Regions from separate parts of the Homo sapiens genome. Here region 2 is linked to region 1. Evidence: chromatin loops called from intact Hi-C (ENCODE). Cell type or tissue: lower leg skin. All regions are shown on one strand. Links, peaks and the distances in the headings refer to the core of each region. The heading gives the core; the rest is flanking DNA. Region 1 holds the start of ARHGEF26 (Rho guanine nucleotide exchange factor 26). Region 2 overlaps ARHGEF26 (Rho guanine nucleotide exchange factor 26).

Region 1 (8,000 bases), core at 1-8,000:
TGGAGTATTGTAAAGAAAAAGTTTAGGATTCTGACTCAACCAATTATCAACAGTATGAGAAGAGCTTTTTGGGCTTCAGCTTCATATTTAAGTGGGCTCAGAACTAATGTGAGATTAAGTTATGTGTAACAAACAACAAAGCTTAAAATACAGTTGGCACTTAATGAATATCAGTTCTCCAGCCATCCCTCCATGTTTTTGCTTATCCTGGGAAATCTTTCTGTGACATCATTGTCCGCTTCTCCACCTTGCAATACTTTATCTACCCTTCTGGGCCAGTTTTATCCAGACTCCTTCACAAAGGTTTCCATAGAACAGAGAGCTTACTATGCATCTTACACAGTTTGGGTGTCTTTTATTTTAATGTTTCAGTCATGTTTCATGAGCCAAACTGTAAGGTTCAGGAATGTTTGTCTTAATGCTTGGCACTTGAATGCACCCAATAAATAGTTGTTGAATGTATAAATAAACAAAAGGTACACGGGATGGGAAATACTGGAAAATTGGACATATATTGTAATAAGACTAGCTAACAATTTGCATTTAAAAATTAGCCAAATTATTGTGCTTGGGACACAAAATTTGTGACCAATGTGAATTTGTTTAGTAAATGTAGCCATATATATCTTGCGTTGTACCATTGAATATTCTAATAGTTCAATATACCATTGGAATATACCAGCGGAAAATATCATTACAAATAGTTTGACATACTGTATTTCTTCAATTTTAAGAATAATTTGGTACCACATTTTAATTTCTTTGAAACTGGGATGTGTCTTACTATCAAATAAACATCCAGTGGCCAGGTGATAGTGATGATATAGTTGGCATTGCCTATTTTTGAACATGGGCATAAATGAATTGTTATCATTTCTACTAAATTCTATGAAATTTAGTCCTGTTGTGTCAAAGCCATATGCCAAGAAACATAGTTGAAGGCAGGAGAAATTACCAGATATGACAGATTAGGTGAAAGAAATTCTAAAGCAAAGAGAGGTTGATATAACCAATTCATGTATCATGCAGGACTATGGTTAAGGCATGAAACTACCATTTGTGAGAAACTTTCTCCTGGCCATTAATAGAGAAGCTGCATAGCTTGTAGTGACATACAATTCAGTTGAACAAGAAAACTATGTGTTTAGTCAAATGGGATAGTGCCAGCATCACAACTGCAGAATGAGTGTCATTGTCTAGGAGGCAAATCCCAGAAACAAGATTGGAACATCCTTTTAAGAAATGGTGCACTATCAACAATATTGTGTGGAAAAACACACATGAATGCTTTTCATGAAAAGGTATTCAGAAGAATCAGGCTCAATGTTCGGGACTTTGGTAAATTCATTTTGCTTATATTTTCCTTTCCTACATACACACAGTACTAAGCAAATCTATGTATAAGTGTCTAAAAGCACTAAGTATAAAGTAAAAATTCGATATGACATAACATATTGTCATAGTTTTATTAGCAGCTCTTTTCCTTTCTTTTGAGTGGAACATATAATTGAAGATAGGTTAGATTTGAATAGATAACAATAAATTGAATAGGCACTAGGTCTGTGAGTTTGTAAACTTCCCTCAGTGAAGGACCAGAGCTTGGTGTTTTGTTGTTGTTTTGGTAGGTATTTTGTTGTCTGTTGGAAATGAGGTAAGAAGATCCTATGAAGTCGTCACAAATATTGGTTATACTTGTTTGTAGAAGCAACATAATTTCAAGAAAAGCCACCTTCTCACATCACCTTTTACAGCTTCTTAACATAGGTCACAGGTTGCATTTTGAATTAGGTGAATACTCCATTTGTCAGTCGGTAACCACTTCTGAAATTAATTTATTATATTTCCCCAATATAACAGCAATACATGTTGGTATAGAAAACACCTTATATTAAAAAAAAAGTCTATGTACCTACATGTGAGTATGTAATCAGCCATGTCTTCCACCCAATGTGGAAAATTTCTTTCTTAAAAATTTTCTTAGGCCAGGAGCGGTGGCTCACACCTGCAATTCCCAGCACTTTGGGAGGCCAAGGTGGGTGGATCACCTGAAATTGGGAGTTCGAGACCACCCTGACCAACATGGAGAAACCCTGTCTCTACTAAAAATACAAAATTAGCCGCGCGTGGTGGTACATGCCTGTAATCCCAGCTACTCGGGAGGCTGAGGCAGGAGAATTGCTTGAACCCTGAAGGCGGAGGTTGCGGTGAGCCGAGATCGCATCATTGGACTCCAGCCTGGGCAACAAGAGCAAAACTCCGTCTAAAAAAAAAAAAGTTTCTTATACATTTTTCGATGCCGTTTCTTTTTTTCTTTGTTTATGAAAATGTCTCAGATCAAAGTAATATATCTTCATTGTCCAGGATATTTCGTTAAGTATAGAAAAATATAAAGCAGCATGAAACATACTATCCTTCATCTCACCACCCAGAGATCACATCTTAATATTTTTGGCCATTGCATTCAATCTAGGGCAAAAACAGGCAGCATAACTTGCACACAGTGGATGCTCACTGCATCCCTGCTGAATGCATGAATGCAGAAAGAGAACTTGGAGAAGGGCCCATTTGTCTTGCTAATAGAATCAATTATACAGCTCTTATGGTCTAAAATTATTTGTCTTCTCAAGTTTGCCTCATTATTGTCACACAGCAGGAGCCTGGCCAAGACACAGCCATCTTTCTACTATTTGACAACCAAGCACTTTGGAAGGAATGGTCACTGTTTTCACTTCATTCCTGTCATTCATTCTCTCACTCATTAAATAAATATTAAGTGCCCACCATGTGCCGGAAATACGGAGAAGAAAAAAAAACATGACCCCTGCCCTCATGCAAATTACTGTGTAAAGACAAAAGACAATAAACATAAACACATAAATATATATATATACAAAATTTTATAAGTGCAAAAATAGAAGAGAACAAGTGGCTGGGAAAATAAACGGGGCAATGGTATAATTAAGGAGGGGACAGGGAAGGCCTTTCTGACGCAGTGACAAGTCGGGTCAAGAAGGAACGAAAGGGAAGGTTATGAGGCTGTCAAACTTTGAGTGTGGCCAAAAAAATAATGAAGAAAGTGATGGAGGAAAGACTAGGCTGAAGAAGTAGGGCAGTAGTGAAGTGTCTTGTAAGCCATGCTAAGGATTTTGAGTTTTATTCTATGTACTGTTGGAAACCAATACTTTTTTTGTAGTGTAAATTGAGCTTATTTTTCACAGATAGGTTTCAAGATGCAAAGCATACAAGGACCAAAAATAATTATATGAAAACTCTCCCTCCCTCCGGTTTCCTAGCCACCCAGTTTCCCTCTTCAGAGCTGCCAGTCTTTCCTACGGAAAGACTCTAGGCACAAACAAGCCCATCTATCTGTTTATATTATAATGCATTTTCAGCACTGGGACGAGCCCATCTGATTTAAGACCACCTGAATGCTGAGAGGGCATGACTCTGCGTTAGAACTCTGCGCTACTGCCCACGCATCTCACAAAGTCTACTACGCCGCGCGTTCTCGGTTTCAACGCACCTCCAGGATTCAGGGCTTCCTAAGCTGCAATTCAGCAGGGCTCCCTTGCTTGTTCTCACTCTGTGCCCCCGGCAACGACCCCGCGCGCCTACACTCCCGTGCCGCCTCAGCTACTAGTCCGCAACTTCTAGCCCCAAAACGCTGGAGCTCAGAACCCAGCTCAGGTGCGCTCGTCGGTTTCCCAGGGAGACTGGGGCTGATTGTAGGCACGCGGGGGCGGGAAGACAGCTTCTTGCTTCTGGCTGCGATGGAGGCGGATCTGGGCGGGGCCGAAACGGGGGCGGGGCCAAGTGTGGGGGCGTAGTCAGGCGTGGGGGCGGGCCGGCGCCGGCGCCGCGGTCGGCGGCAGCGCTCTCCTAAGCTCTCGCGGCTGCGCTTCGGTCCCGGACCCGGGCCACCCACGGGGTAGTGGGTGCTCCTCGGCCCCGGACATTGCAAGCCCCAGAAGGTAAATTTGCGTGGGAGCCGCGCACCTGGAGCGCGAGGGTACCCATGATGAGGGCGGGAGGCTGGATGGCGACAGAAGGGAGCGTCCCGCGGCGAGTTTCCCAAGAAAGCTGAACTCGTCCCAAGTTTCTTGTGCCTCGGCTTGCACTCAGTGAATGGGTGGCGGGCTCATTTGCTGCGGGTGGTCTTTTGGCGCGGGAGGGACGCGGAGGTGATTGGATTAATCCGCCTGGGCGGCAGCCCAGATTTCTGCCGGGAACCGCGCACCGCAGTGGTGCAGTTTTTGCCCGAGAAAGGGCGGGTAAGTGCGGTGCAGTCGTGTCCTGCGCAGCAGCAGGGGGACCGCCGGTCTGGGAGCACGCGAGTCGGCCAGGCGTCCCCGGTTGTCCAGAGGCACAGTTTCCTAACTTCTTTCCTCTTTAGGCAAGACTAACTCGGTGTTGCTCCTCCCGGCGCTGACTTCGAGGCCCGGCTATGGACGGCGAGAGCGAGGTGGATTTTTCTAGCAACAGCATAACCCCTTTGTGGCGGAGGCGGTCGATTCCTCAGCCCCACCAGGTTCTGGGCCGGAGCAAGCCGAGGCCCCAGTCCTACCAGAGCCCCAACGGGTTACTAATTACGGATTTCCCGGTGGAGGACGGAGGGACGCTCCTCGCAGCGCAGATTCCCGCCCAGGTGCCCACCGCCTCGGACAGCAGGACGGTACATAGGAGCCCCCTGCTTCTGGGCGCCCAGCGGAGAGCGGTGGCCAATGGTGGGACGGCATCCCCGGAGTACAGGGCTGCCTCTCCTCGACTTCGACGGCCCAAGTCACCCAAGCTCCCCAAAGCGGTGCCTGGCGGCTCCCCGAAATCCCCAGCAAATGGCGCGGTGACCTTGCCTGCGCCGCCGCCGCCGCCGGTTCTGCGCCCCCCGCGGACTCCTAACGCGCCCGCCCCCTGCACCCCCGAGGAGGACCTTACTGGGTTGACTGCCAGCCCGGTGCCTTCGCCCACTGCAAATGGCCTTGCCGCTAATAACGACTCTCCTGGGTCAGGTTCGCAGTCCGGCCGGAAGGCAAAGGACCCCGAACGGGGGCTCTTTCCTGGGCCCCAGAAAAGTTCTTCGGAACAAAAACTCCCCCTCCAAAGGCTGCCCTCCCAGGAGAACGAGCTCCTCGAGAATCCTTCCGTGGTTTTGAGTACAAACAGCCCCGCCGCCCTCAAAGTGGGGAAGCAGCAGATCATTCCGAAGAGTCTGGCCTCGGAAATTAAAATAAGTAAATCCAACAATCAAAATGTGGAGCCCCACAAGAGACTCCTCAAGGTGCGCAGCATGGTGGAGGGCCTAGGAGGACCCCTGGGTCACGCAGGGGAGGAGAGTGAGGTCGATAACGACGTGGATAGCCCAGGGTCTCTGCGGAGAGGCTTGCGGTCCACGTCTTATCGCAGGGCAGTGGTCAGTGGCTTTGATTTTGACAGTCCTACCAGCTCGAAGAAGAAGAACAGAATGTCCCAGCCTGTTCTGAAAGTGGTGATGGAAGACAAGGAGAAGTTTTCCAGTCTGGGAAGGATAAAGGTAAAAGTGGGCAGGAGTGTGGCACGCCATTCACTAAGCGGAAAGTAAATGTGTTGGGAGTGGGGAGGAGGAGCGTAGAGGAAACCCGAAGAAGTCATTCCGTTTTAATTCTGTGTTTTGCTCTTGATTGCTAGTGTACATCCAGCTCTTGGCCACTTTGATGCTGGCAGGCACAGCCGAGTTTAGTGCAACTTTGTGGGAAGAAGTGAAATTCATCACTTTTAAATTTCTAAGCTCAGGCAGAATTGGGGGGGACAAGAGTGAAATATGGCAGATTATTGGCTGAGTGAGTCTTTACCACTTTTAAAAGAGATAGCTGAAAGGGGGAGGAGCATGTTCAGAACCGCACTCTGCAGTCAAGTTGTCTGGAGTTTGCTTAGAGGTTTCAGTCAATGATAGCTGTTATCACAGCTGATTCAGAAAAATACTGATTCCTGTTTGAGCCTGTTGATTATTTTTTGCTTTTACTTACTGAATTTTGAGTGGTTACTACGCACTTGATGTCATTCAGGTAGAATGTGAATTTGAAAATCAGTTGCCAGGATCACAAAAGACATAAATATTTTGTCATCTTTTTTGTTGCTTGTTTTTGTCACCGTGGCCTTTGGTTGTGTTTTATTCCCGTTGTATGCCCATTCATCCTTGAGTGCATGTAACAGATTGGCAGCTGAAAACTTAAGGTTAGGGTGGACACTGTGTGGTATTGCTCCCCTATATTGTCCCATTAGCTGCACTTATTAAAATATTGTCAAATATGACATAAAGAAACAGGGAAAACTGAAGAGGGGTATTTTGGAGTGTGTGCTTCCTTCCACAGAAACAACACAGGTTTCAGCAATAAGGCAGATTCTTTTTGGCAGCCACATTTTTTCTTGGTTAATCAGAGCACTGGAACCAGTCTATATAAATGGCACATATGCAAAACACAAGCAAGCCTGTTTTATTTTAGAGCCCGTGGTCTTAAAGAAAATAAATTACATAACATTTTATGTGTTTTTTCCAACTCTGCAAGTATAGCAAAGTTCAATTTAACAGTGATGGTGAATCACGAGTTGTAAAATGAGCTGACCTGCTAGTTATTTGAGGATTCTCAATCTGTTTTGACAGGGTGTGGGGGATCTTGTACATTTTATTTCATTGTTTCAGTGAATTGTAGTGATCAAATGAGTGAACTCCTCCAGGGCTCAGCTTCTGTGCGCTCTTGGAAATCTAATTAATGTAATGACTAAAAAAAAGTATTTTTACTTAAAATAGCTGTATTTTCTATTTGGCTCATTCATACATAGTTTGCTTTTCCTTTTTTTTTTTTTTTTTTACTTTTTTTTGTCTCTTAGAAAAAAATGCTGAAAGGACAAGGAACATTTGATGGGGAAGGTAAGCATTTAATTTTCCAAACTTTCATTGCTGTTTCAATGTGGAATACCAATTATAAGTTGAAATCCAACTGCAGTAACAAAAATGCTTACGATGAGAAATATGTCCAACTTCTTCTCAAATTATACAGTCCAAAGCTTCTCACTAAGCTAAATTTTTATCTAGTAATACTAATGGTGAATATAGTTAATGGCATTTTTTATAGGCTGATAACTTTTTCAGTCGATGTCCTGGGATTTTTAATTCTTCTCTACCTTGGCTCCATCCCCATGTTCCTCAGGAAGGGTAAGAGCAAGATCTAGCTTTTTAGTTAAAAATTCTGATTTTGGCATTTAGATCTGAAGTCATATTTCTTTAGGTCACATTTCCTTTGACTTAGTATTCTGCCCATATTTCCACATTTGATTATCATTTCTGACTTCCTGTTTCCTTATTAAGTTTCAGCTTTGGGGAAACTCTAACTCTCCTGGCTGACAAAAACATATTCTTAAGACTTTTCAACCCATGTAGTATTTTTATTAAGGATCTCAAAAAAAAAAAAAGCAGCTTCAACCAGGTGTTCAAACCCTAATCAGATTAATGGACTTTTTTAAATAGATGGGTCAAGCGTCAGCCAACTGGAAGAGCATGAAGGGAGCAGTCCCAGCTGTAGCACTTGTTGGGCTAGAGGGTCATGGTGGTAGTGAGGGTAGTTAAATTTTTGTCATGTTTTGAAGTGTGAAGATTTTCCAACCTTCAAAGAATAATAAAGAAGGGAGTGCCCCTCCATAGGTCAAGCAAATGTACAATCACCCAGAGTTATAAAATATGTAGCCTTAGGTGATTGTCAAGTAATTCCCTATATAATTTTTATAAAGATGAGTTTCCCATTGGAACATTTATAAATGACTTATCTATAAAAATTCATTCACCGCACCAATCTTAGGAAATCCAGATATAGTATTTAGCTGGTTGGAATAAGTTCATCTCCCTAATTTTATAATTGAGGAAACCAGAAGATCTGAGAGGTTTGGTAACCTGTCTGCTGTCACACCTAGTTACACAGCCAGTAGTAGGACACAGATCGAGTTCTTAGTCCAGTTTGCTGCTTCTTATAGCA
Region 2 (11,357 bases), core at 241-8,240, 94 kb after region 1:
GAGGTGGGGCCTGGAACGGGGGCCTCACAACAGTGAGCATTACCCTCTCCCACTGTGGCTGAGCTGGTATCCAAGATGCAAGACAAAGCCCTTCCCATTTTTTCCTCTCGTCTTCTCAAGCAGAAGGAAGGGGTCTCTTTTGGAGCCCCAGCTGTGCTTGCCAGCACTCACTTGGCTGCCACAGCTGGTGTCTCAGTATGTCATGTGAGCCCCCATTCCATTGTCTCTGGGCCTAGTTCAGCACTAGGACTTGCCTAATTGTCACAGTCCTTATGGCCTAAACTGCCTTTCAAGTTCACTGAGAGTCACAGAGTGCTGTAGGCCTTGGTGGTGAGAACTCAAGTTCAGACTGCTGGGATAAGTGATTCCCTTCTGACTAGGGCTGATTTAAATGCTCCCTCCATGGATGGGTATCAGCTGAGTTTGGTCTTTTTTTTTCCTGCTCTAACAGGACAGCATTGAGTTCAGTGTGTCACAATTGCTGTGTTTTCTTTCCCACAGTGCCCAGAGATGCTCTCTGCAACATGCCGCTGCTGTAGGAGACGGGGGTGGGTGGGGGGTGGCATCAGGGATTCAAGACTGTTTTTTCTATCTCTTTAGTGCCTCTTTTCAGCAATACGAAGATAAAACCAGGTACTGAGAGCTCACCTAAGTTTTGGTTCTTATGAAGGTGTTTTCTCTGTGTAGATAGTTGTTAAATTGGTGTCCTTGAAGAGGGTAGTGGGGAGGATGATCAGTGGAGTCTTCTATTCCATTATCTTAGTTGGCCTTGGGCCAATATATATATTTTAACATGCAAACAAGCTGTATTGGTCAGTGCAGAAAATTAAGTTGCAGAACAATATAAATAGTATAATGACACCTAGAAAATAATGTATATGTGTGTGTGTATATATATATGTGTGTGTGTGTGTGTGTATTTTATTGATATGTAGAAATAGTCCCAGAATCATGCACATTACACTTTCAACCATTGTTAGCTGTGGTAAAGGGAGGAGAGTTTGGAAGGGAGGAAGTAATAAGGCTAAGTACAGCTCTGTAAGAACGTATTTAAGTTGACATTGGTATATTTTAACAGTGCATAAAGTGGCCAAGTGCAATGGCTCATACCTATAATCCCAGCACTTTGGGAGGCTGAGGTAGGCGTATTGCTTGAGCCCAGGAGTTCGAGACCAGCCTGGGCAACATAGTGAGACCTCTTCTCCACAGTAAATCAAAAAATTAGCCTGGCATACAGCTGTGGTTCCAACTACTTGGGAGACTGAGGTGGGAGGATTGCTTGAGCCCAGGTTGTTGATCATGCCATGATAGACCCTGTGACCATGATCACACCACTGTACTACAACCTGGGCGACAGAGCAAGACCCTGTCTCAAAAAAAAAAAAAAGGGAAAATTGGATACAATAATAAGTGTACATTGCAGAATATTTGGAAAACTTAAGAGACAGTAAAATGCATCAGTAATTTTATCACTTAAAGGTGACTACTGTCATTCTATTTTGTATCCTTCTGGTTGGCTTTCTGTTCCAATATTAGCATATGACTGTAAAGGAACACTTAAAAGTGGTCTCCAACCTTTTTGGCACCCCAGACTAGTTTCATGGAAGACGATTTTTCCACAGACGGGTGGGGGGCTGGGGGGTAGGTGGGTGGTAGGTGGTTTCGGGATGAAACCATTTCACCTCAGATCATCAGGCATTAGATTCTCATAAGGAGCACACAGCCTAGATCCTTCACATGCGCAGTTTACAATAAGGTTCACACTCCTATGAGAATCCAGTGCTGTGACTGATCTGACAGGAGGAGGAGGCAGAGCTCAGCCAGTAATGCTCACTTGCCCTCCACTCACCTCCTGCCGTGCGCTGGATTCCTAACCAATCCATGGCCCTGGGGGTGGGGGATCCATGGTATATATGGTACCTATTTCATTTAACATTCTAAGTTGTGCTCCATTGAACATTGTCTTACCTAAATGATTGTGCACATCTAACCATTTCTAAAGATAAATTTTCAGAAGTGGGTTCATGGGAAGAAAAACACAAGAATGTTTTAAATTCTTTTGTATATAATGCCAAAGTGCCTTCTAGAAAAGTTCATGTCCACATCCACCAGTAGTATTTCAGAGTGTCTATCTTACTGCATACTGCCAGGATCAGATATTCTATTAATCTTTGTTAATTTGATGGATCAAAAAGACTTTGTGTTTTAATTTACATTTCTTTACGAGTAACATAGAGAGAGAGAGAGAGTGTGTGTGTGTGTGTGTGTGTGTGTATATATATATATATGCTTTTGTTCCAGGCCTAATATATATTTATTAGGCCTGGGACAAAAGCTTTAGTGAACCAAATTTAATAAAGCTTTGGCATAAATTGAAGGAAGGTACAGTAATATACTGAGGCTGCTTTCAATAAAAACAGCAGAACATGTATGTTCAAATTAATGCTTGTCCCTTCAAAATACTAATTAAAATCAACTCCATTGATGCACCATTGCTTAAGACATCTTGGGAATCTTGTGTTTGGTCTGACTTCTGAAGCACCTTTGGTTTCTTTAGGATTTCCCTAGTGGTGGCATGACTCCAGCTTTTGCTGATGGGCTCAGAATTTGGAAGTTTAAGAAATAAGATAACCCAAACTTAATAATGCCATTTTTTCTTTTCATTTTATGAAGGGATAGCTATTGGCCTGGTGTGCTGGCTCATGTCTGTAATCCTAGCAGTTTGGGATGCTAAGGTGGGATGATCACTTGATGTCAGGAGTTCAAGACCAGCCTGAGCAATGTAGTGAGACCCCATCTCCACAAAAAAAGACGGGAAGATAACTATGAATAAATTGTTTCTTTTTTTTAAAAATGACTTACAAATAGGCTCTGAAGGTGGTTTGTTTATGCAGAAACATTTGCAGAATATCCCATTGGGCGTTAGGTGCTATATTGGGCTCTGGGCTTACAATTACAGAAATTTTATAGTCTGTGCTCTCCAGTCTTTTTGGAGAGGTAGTGCCCACATTGAGCACTGAAAGACAAGTAGGGGGATATAAATCTAGATAAGGAGTCAGTCGGACAGAGTGGGGTGAAGGATGTTCAGACAGGGAAACACACATGCAAAAGAGGGAAGGTGGGACACAGCATATGCATCCAACATTTGGTAGGGCCGAGGCCCCACATGGGAGCAGTGAGAGGTTAGGGATCAAGGAAGTAGGCACCAGATCATGAAGGGTCTTGCTAAGACTTTATTCTGAAAGCTTCAGGGAGCCTTTTAAGGATTTCTAGTGGAGTTGTTTCATGATCAGATCTGAACTTAGAAAAACTGACATCTTATTTTTGGAGGACTCATAAGGGTAGGGCAGAAGTGAGGAAAAGAATTAAGCAGCCAGTAATCCAGGCAGCAAGAGGTCTGAGCCTGAGTTCAGTGGCCAGGGCAGGTAGAGAGAAGTGAACAGCAGGACAGCATCATTAAGGAGACTTGGATTGTATGTGGAGGGCAAAGCAGAGGGAGGGGTCTGAGTGGTGAGGGCCAAGTTTTGGAGGAAAGTGGATGATGCTGAGTTGAGTCACCAGGATAGACAGTGTGGAGCCAGGGACAAGAGCGTGATGAAGGAGATGCTCAGGTTTGGTCATGCTGAATTTGAAATGGCTCTGGGAAATTTAAGAAGAGGTGCCGTGTAGATAGTTGGATCAGAGCCTAGGATGTAGACAAAGTCTGGGAACATAGATTTGGGAGCTATGAACACATTCCCCAGGAGAAGTCACAAAAATGTCCCAAGCAGCAGGAGCCTGGTATGGTGCTTGGGTTTCACCCTGATATGCCCTGTTCCTTTCAGGGTATTGCAGTTTCAGGTTGCTCCTGTCTCACACCTAGATATTTTGGCTCTTAGCTTTGATCAGATATAGCTATCAATCCCTGCATCAGTGAACTCACAGGCCACAGCTAAAGATATGCTGTCATTGAAGACAGGTTTGCCCTCTAAATCTAAAAACCAAGTGAGCAATTAGAAATTGTTTAAGTGCCCATTAATAGGAAATAGAATAAATATATTGGGGAAAGTCCATATAATTATTATAGCATAAATTGGATCATGTCATTCCCCCACTGAAAGCATGCTGGTGACTTTCTTTTTGCACCTGGAATACAATCCAGACACCTTAAGACCTTGCATGATCTAACCGTGGCCTATCTCTTTTGGCTTCATCCCATGCCACCTTCCTTCATGCCAGGATCTTCTTTGACTCACTCAGTCACACACTTTCTCATCTCATCCTTTGCTCATGGTGTCCCTTCTCTGTGAACCATCTTATCATTTAGTAGTAACTACTTCTCCTTCAGCTTTCAGCTTAAATGACCTCTCAGGAGAGGGTCCTTTGGATCCCTCCCCACTTCCCACTCCCCTACTCACCTGTGTTTTTACTTTATGATCTCAGTCTGTGATTTTTTTTTTTTTGCCTTTTGTCTGCCCTTCCGTGAGGTTAGGGATTGTAAGTATTATAACCCTAGTACCTGAAACATAGTAGGCACTAAATAAACTTTTTTTTTTAATGAATAATATTTTAGAAGGGGAAATATTTTTGTCTTAATTCAAGCTGCTGTAACAGAGTACCATAAACTGGGTGGTTTAAGGAACAGATATTTATTGCTCACAGTTGTGGAGGCTGGGCAGTCCAAGACCAAGATATAGGCAGAACCAGTGTTTGCTGAAGGCTGGTTTCCCGGTTTGCAGATGGCCACCTTCTCCCTATGTCCTCACATGGTGGAGAGAGAGCAGAGAGAAGAAGAAAGCTATCCTGTCTCTTCTTATAAGGGCACTAATCCCATTCATGAGGACTCTACTCTCATGACCTAATAACCTCCCAATATTATCACATTGCCTCGTAATATTATCACACTGAGGTTAGGATTTCAACATGAATATGGGGGAGACACAAACATTTAGTCTGTAATAATTGATAAGTGAAAAAAGAAAAAAGACATACAAGCATAGAATGATCATTTCCAAAAAAGAAAAATTTCTGTACATATATGTGTGTATTTATATGTTCATATATAACATAGGAAAAAAAGAGAAAGTGTATGACCCAGTCTGTTTCCAACTACATCTGTGCAGTGGGAGTAGGTCAGGACCTTTTATGGCCTATTTTATTTACTTCTATATTATAGTATTTATTTTTATAGTGGGTATGTTTATATTATTAAAAATAAATCCAATTAAAATTTCCAGTCCTTTTAACAATCACATTTGTTTTTATGGCAAATGACTCTAATATGGGCATTTTTTTTTCCAGATTTTCCAGTTAATGAGATACTTGAGATGCAAAATTTGTTTTGATTTAGACCAGTGAATTAAGATTAGGTACTCATTAAACGACTGTGAAAGTCCTTTATAGATAATTTTGCTTTATAGATAATTTAGTGCTTCTAGTGAAACAAATTTAACTGATGGCCTTAGCTTGGCTATTGTTGAAGAATCCTTCACTGTTAGGCTCCCCTGCAAGACTTCCCTCTTCAGCACTTGTTTTTTTTTTTTTATTTTTTTTTATTTTTTATTTTTTTTTTATGTCTATACAAAATATTTATTTTTTTATTATACTTTAAGTTTTAGGGTACATGTGCACATTGTGCAGGTTAGTTACATATGTATACATGTGCCATGCTGGTACGCTGCACCCACTAACTCGTCATCTAGCATTAGGTATATCTCCCAATGCTATCCCTCCCCCCTTCCCCCACCCCACAACAGTCCCCAGAGTGTGATATTCCCCTTCCTGTGTCCATGTGATCTCATTGTTCAATTCCCACCTATGAGTGAGAATACGCGGTGTTTGGTTTTTTGTTCTTGCGATAGTTTACTGAGAATGATGATTTCCAATTTCATCCATGTCCCTACAAAGGACATGAACTCATCATTTTTTATGGCTGCATAGTATTCCATGGTGTATATGTGCCACATTTTCTTAATCCAGTCTATCATTGTTGGACATTTGGGTTGGTTCCAAGTCTTTGCTATTGTGAATAATGCCGCAATAAACATACGTGTACATGTGTCTTTATAGCAGCATGATTTATAGTCCTTTGGGTATATACCCAGTAATGGGATGGCTGGGTCAAATGAAATTTCTAGTTCTAGATCCCTGAGGAGTCACCACACTGACTTCCACAATGGTTGAACTAGTTTACAGTCCCACCAACAGTGTAAAAGTGTTCCTATTTCTCCACATCCTCTCCAGCACCTGTTGTTCCCTGACTTTTTAATGATTGCCATTCTAACTGGTGTGAGATGGTATCTCATTGTGGTTTTGATTTGCATTTCTCTGATGGCCAGTGATGATGAGCATTTTTTCATGTGTTTTTTGGCTGCATAAATGTCTTCTTTTGAGAAGTGTCTGTTCATGTCCTTCACCCACTTTCTGATGGGGTTGTTTGTTTTTTTCTTGTAAATTTGTTTGAGTTCATTGTAGATTCTGGATATTAGCCCTTTGTCAGATGAGTAGGTTGCGAAAATTTTCTCCCATTTTGTAGGTTGCCTGTTCACACTGATGGTAGTTTCTTTTGCTGTGCAGAAGCTTCAGCACTTGTTTACTGGTCACATGCTTTACACAGCACTCTGCTTAGATTTTGCCTTTGAGGTTGGCCATCTCCCTTCAGCTGCTCTGATTTGGAAGAAGGGCGAGGGTTGCAGCTTTCCCTGAGATAGGGTGACCTTTTTTTCCCTTCTGTCTTCACATCCTAATCACACCACTTCTAACTGGATACGAATGTCTTAACTGTGAAAAACTGTGAGTTCTCTGTCAGAAATGAATCTCTAGGGCTTCCCAAGTGGTAATTATTTCCTGTGAGAGTTCTGCTTTTGAAAGTGAGGTTTCTCTCCTTGACCTTTAACCCTCGTTACTCTTCTGTGTTCCCAGTTGGTTCGACTATGCAATGAGGGCGCCCGGAAGATGGAAAGGACTGAGATGATGTACACAATTAACTCCCAGCTGGAATTTAAAATTAAGGTATTCTCGTACCTTGTTCATTACTGTTCTTGCCTATGTTTTTCTCTAAATAGAGAGAGACAGTTGAGGGCAACAAAGTAGATAGGAAATTGCTTTTCAAAGAAGGGTCATAAATTGCTAAGAGGGAGTAGCAGATGCTTCAGGCAATTTTGCTTTTGCTTGTACCAGACAGAGTGACCTTCCTCCAGGCCCTGAAGCCAGGCATTATCTAAGAAGCACTTTTTTTTTTCCAGGAAGACACCAAGCTTAGGGGAATAAATAAAATAATAGAATAGGGTAGTTAAAATAATAGAATTTTAGAATTGAAAGGAGATTCCTTCATTATTCTCAAAATGTTCTGAAAAACAGTAATATTCCATGAGCTGGACCAGTGTTCTCCTAAATTAAATAAGGACACTCCTTTTCTCGTTTACAAAACAGATCGTTAATGGATAATTTTTTTCAAGTTTGTTTTTCTCTCATAATTTTTTTGAATATGTGCTGCTTGTTATTCCTTGTCTGATACTGCTCTTGAGCAGATGACAAGATGAACAAAAAAGAAGAAAATGACAGCTAATGGCAAATCTAGGTCATGGCCATTCTTTTGTTGGCTCATGGCTGAGTTTTTAATGGGAAGTGAGTGCTCACGATTGTGACTCTATTGTTTTATAACTTGTAAATGTAATTAAACAATTTTAAATGACTGGTCATATTTTTCCCTAGTAAAAGTGTTTCTATTTCATGCAGTCAAATTATAGTGATCAGCATTTCATGGTATTCTGTAAAGAGCAGATTCTCTGCCATGTCATGTAGTTTGAGGATTACTGCATGCTTGCTTTGGCAGCATATATACTAGAATTGAGGATCACTGATATAGTCCAGCTACACCCTTTTATTTTATGAATGAGGAAAAGAAACCCAGAGAATAATTGTCAGCAGAGTCACTTGGCTAGTGGTGATAAAATCAGGACTAAGGTCTAGATGTCCTGACTTGCAGGTCAGTGTAAACTCTTCTACTGTAACATTCTGACTCTAATGGTTTAGATGCAGAAACACAAACTGTAAAAGGGAAGAAGATGGGTATTTGCCAAAAACCAGACACACATGCACACACATGCATGCACGCACACTTTAAATAGTTTTAATGTTCTTGTACAGAATTTTATAGCAATTAAAAAACCCATCTTTCTCCCAACTCTCAGAATCTCGTTCTCTCTAATTTGTTTCTAAATATTTTGGAAAGTATATCTGACAAGTTTGTTTTTTGTTTTTTAATTTCCTCCTTTTGAAAGATGAAAAATTCCCTAACCATTTTTCTTTTCCCTTCTTCACTGAAAGTCACTTGGTATAAGATTACTTTAAGAAACTCTGTCTAGGCCGGGCGAGGTGGCTCATGCCTGTAATCCCAGCACTTTGGGAGGCCGAGGTGGGTGAATCACCTGGGGTCAGGAGTTCGAGAGCAGCCTGACCAACGTGATGAAACCCTGTCTCTACTAAAAATACAAAAATTAGCCGGGTGTAGTGGCAGGCACCTGTAATCCCAGCTATTTGGGAAGCTGAGGCAGGAGAATTGCTTGAACCCAAGAGGCAGAGGTTGCATTGAGTTGATATCTCACCACTGCACTCCAGCCTGGGCAAAAGAGCAAGACTCTTAAAAAAAAAAAAAGAAAAAGAAAAAGAAACTCTGTCCAGTACCCAAAATTAATTTGTAATTGAAAAATGCTAACCCCAAGGATCATTAAAAGTAAGTGATTAACTGAGGTCAGGAGATCGAGACCATCCTGGCTAACACAGTGAAACCCCTTTTCTACTAAAAATACAAAAAAATTAGCCGGGCGTGGTGGCGGGCACCTGTAGTCCCAGCTACTCGGGAGGCTGAGGCAGGAGAATGGCATGAACCCGGGAGGCGGAGCTTGCAGTGAGCCGAGATCGTGCCACTGCACTCCAGCCTGGGCGACAGAGCGAGACTCCGTCTCAAAAAAAACAAAAAACAAAAAACAAACAAAAAAGTAAGTGATTAACATCAGTTGAGTTCCTGAGTTTTGGTTGTTTTCATTCAATGATTAAAATATTTGCGAGCATAAAGTATGGATTTACAGTGGAGCACCTCATTTAGAACACTTAGAATTACTAATTATTACTAATTGGAAATACTCGTAAAATCTTAGGACCTTATAATACTATATGAATAACAGTGGACATTTCTATTTAATTTATTTTAATGATGATAAAATAGAGGTTCAATGAGGTTAAATGATTTATCCAAGTACATGGCAAGTATTGTAAGAATAGAGCAGATTTACTGAGCATCTTCCATGTGGAAGGCAGTAGATAAAAACGTGATCATCCCTCCCCTCATAGTCTAGTAGAAGACTGCTGAAAATCAAAGGAGTCAGCAAAGTCTACAGCTGTCACAGTAGCTAGAAGACTATGGAAAATACTGGAAATGGAAGGGAGATGGACAACTCTAAGAGCAAGAGACAGAGAGGGCTGGGGGACTTGGAGCAGTCTGGCAAGGCTTAATGCCAGAGGTGTGTTTGACCTGAATCTTGAAAGGTGAGTTAAGAAGGGCCTTAGAGCAGAAACAAATGCACAGTTTCCACTCCTGTGGCCCAGGAATTGTAAGCATTCAGTGTGGGTAGACTTGGGGTGCAAGAGGAGCAGGGTGGAGCTACAGTAGCAGGCAAACACTCCTGCGGACAGCCCTGTGTACCAAGAGGAGGAGCTGAGTGAGGTCATTTGGGAGCCACCGAAAAGTTCTAAGCAGGGAAGTGAAGCAATCAGATGTGTGTTTAGTAAAGACAACTTCAGCAATGGGGAAAGGCTTTTCCAACTTACTCCAAATCCAGAAGTCATTAAAAGAAAAAAGTCCTAATTAATCTATATAAATTTTTAAAAAATTTCTCTATAGAGGGAAAAAGACCATGAAAAAAGTGAAAAGGCAAATAGCAAACTGGAGAAAAAAATAGTTGCAACTCACATATAGACAAAGGGTAAATATCCCCGATGTATAAAATCAAAATGATAAGAGAAGACCCACTAGTCTACAAGCCAAGGAGCACCAAAGATTGCCAGCAAACTACCAGAAGCTGGGGGAGAGGCCTGGAACAGATTATTCCCTAGCACCTTCTGAGAGCCTGGCCTTGCTGACACTTTCATCTTGGCCTGTCTTCCAAAACTGTGAGACATAAATTCCTGTTGTGTAAAACAAAAAAAAAAAACCACTAGAAAGTTGCAAATTAGAAAACTGCTACCAGAAAAGGAAATCCAAATGATGACAAAGTTTTGAAGATGCTTTATTTCACTCAGAGGAAAATTGCTAATTGAAGATTAGCAGATAAAGATAATGAACTTCACCTTTTAGATTTATAAATAATTCAAAAGTTTGATACCCCATTTTATTGATGGAATTGGAGAAAAAGGCATTTTTATATGTTGCTGGTGGGAAAGATTGTTTTACCCCAATGGTGTGCAATTTGGCAATAACTATCAAAATTACAAATGCAAGTTACTACAACTCAGCAATTTTACTTCTAAGAATTCTACAGATGTACTCATGAATGTATAAAATTAAACACACACTGAGCTATTATTATAGTGTTGTTTGTAATAGTGAAAGATGAGGAAAAACATCTAAATATCTATCAAAGAGGATTAATTAAATAAATTATAGTATACGCAAATAATGTGATACCACTCAAAAGAATAAAGGAGAATTTTAGATACCTATATGGAAAGCTTTCTTATATATTATTAAATGAAAAAAGTAAGGTTTAGATATAAAAAAATACAGTTTGCTTTTGCAGATGAAATATTTGGACAGATGCAGATGAAACTAGTTATTGGTCATTACCCGTGAGGGGCAGTGGTCAGGGAGTGGGCCTTGTCGGGTTGACTGGGTGGAGAGCCACCCACTCACTCAGATAGGAAATTCAGGAGGAGGAACAAGTTTTGGGGGAAGGTAATGAGTTCTATTTTGGCCATATTTGGTTTATGGTATGGCCATAGGTGCTACTACTATGAGAATATTGGTTGCAAATTTACTAAGTAGTGCCATTTTCACATTTATCTGATTTAATTCTCACATGAACCCTATAATGTACCCTTATTATTAACTTCACTTTATAGATGAAGAACCTGAAACTAGAGAGATTAAATTCTTTGCTCAAGGTTATACACCAAGACGTTATAAAGTCTAGATTCAAATCTTTGACTCCAGAGTCCACATTCTTAACAATGACTGTATGATAATGATAATATGGATATTTTTCTAATTTGGAGGAAAGTAAATTTTGTAGGGCATGTGTGTGTGTTTTTCATTGTCATTTCACACGTTTTTTATTTTTAATTTTGCTTATGATTTTCTGGAAGACTGTCAAGTGCTAAAC

Evidence for each region. Hi-C counts contacts between places; a loop is a spot of excess contacts. Peaks named below come from ENCODE experiments on the same cell type or tissue, not always from the same donor. Only the 100,000 strongest peaks of a DNase experiment are listed, where the experiment ranks them.
Region 2: a loop joins it to region 1, with 2.5 times the contacts of the local background. A loop is called at or near these places in 3 of 110 quality-filtered maps.

What each region holds. Positions count from the first base shown.
Region 1 is chr3:154,117,549-154,125,548 of GRCh38, forward strand. It overlaps ARHGEF26 (Rho guanine nucleotide exchange factor 26), which reads left to right and starts at 3,842. Exons shown (of 15, transcript NM_015595.4): 1 at 3,842-3,971; 2 at 4,394-5,527; 3 at 6,862-6,901. The coding sequence starts at 4,445. ARHGEF26-AS1 (ARHGEF26 antisense RNA 1) reads right to left here and starts at 3,662. Exons shown (of 4, transcript NR_037901.1): 1 at 3,524-3,662. In lower leg skin, for the core only: no CTCF peak of the experiment used is centred there; DNase peaks (open chromatin) are centred at 3,793, 4,704 and 4,917; H3K4me3 peaks cover 2,130 bases.
Region 2 is chr3:154,210,969-154,222,325 of GRCh38, forward strand. It overlaps ARHGEF26 (Rho guanine nucleotide exchange factor 26), which reads left to right. Exons shown (of 15, transcript NM_015595.4): 10 at 6,901-6,990. Among named protein-coding and RNA genes, the nearest start is that of ARHGEF26, 95 kb to the left of the region's middle. In lower leg skin, for the core only: no CTCF peak of the experiment used is centred there; no DNase peak of the experiment used is centred there.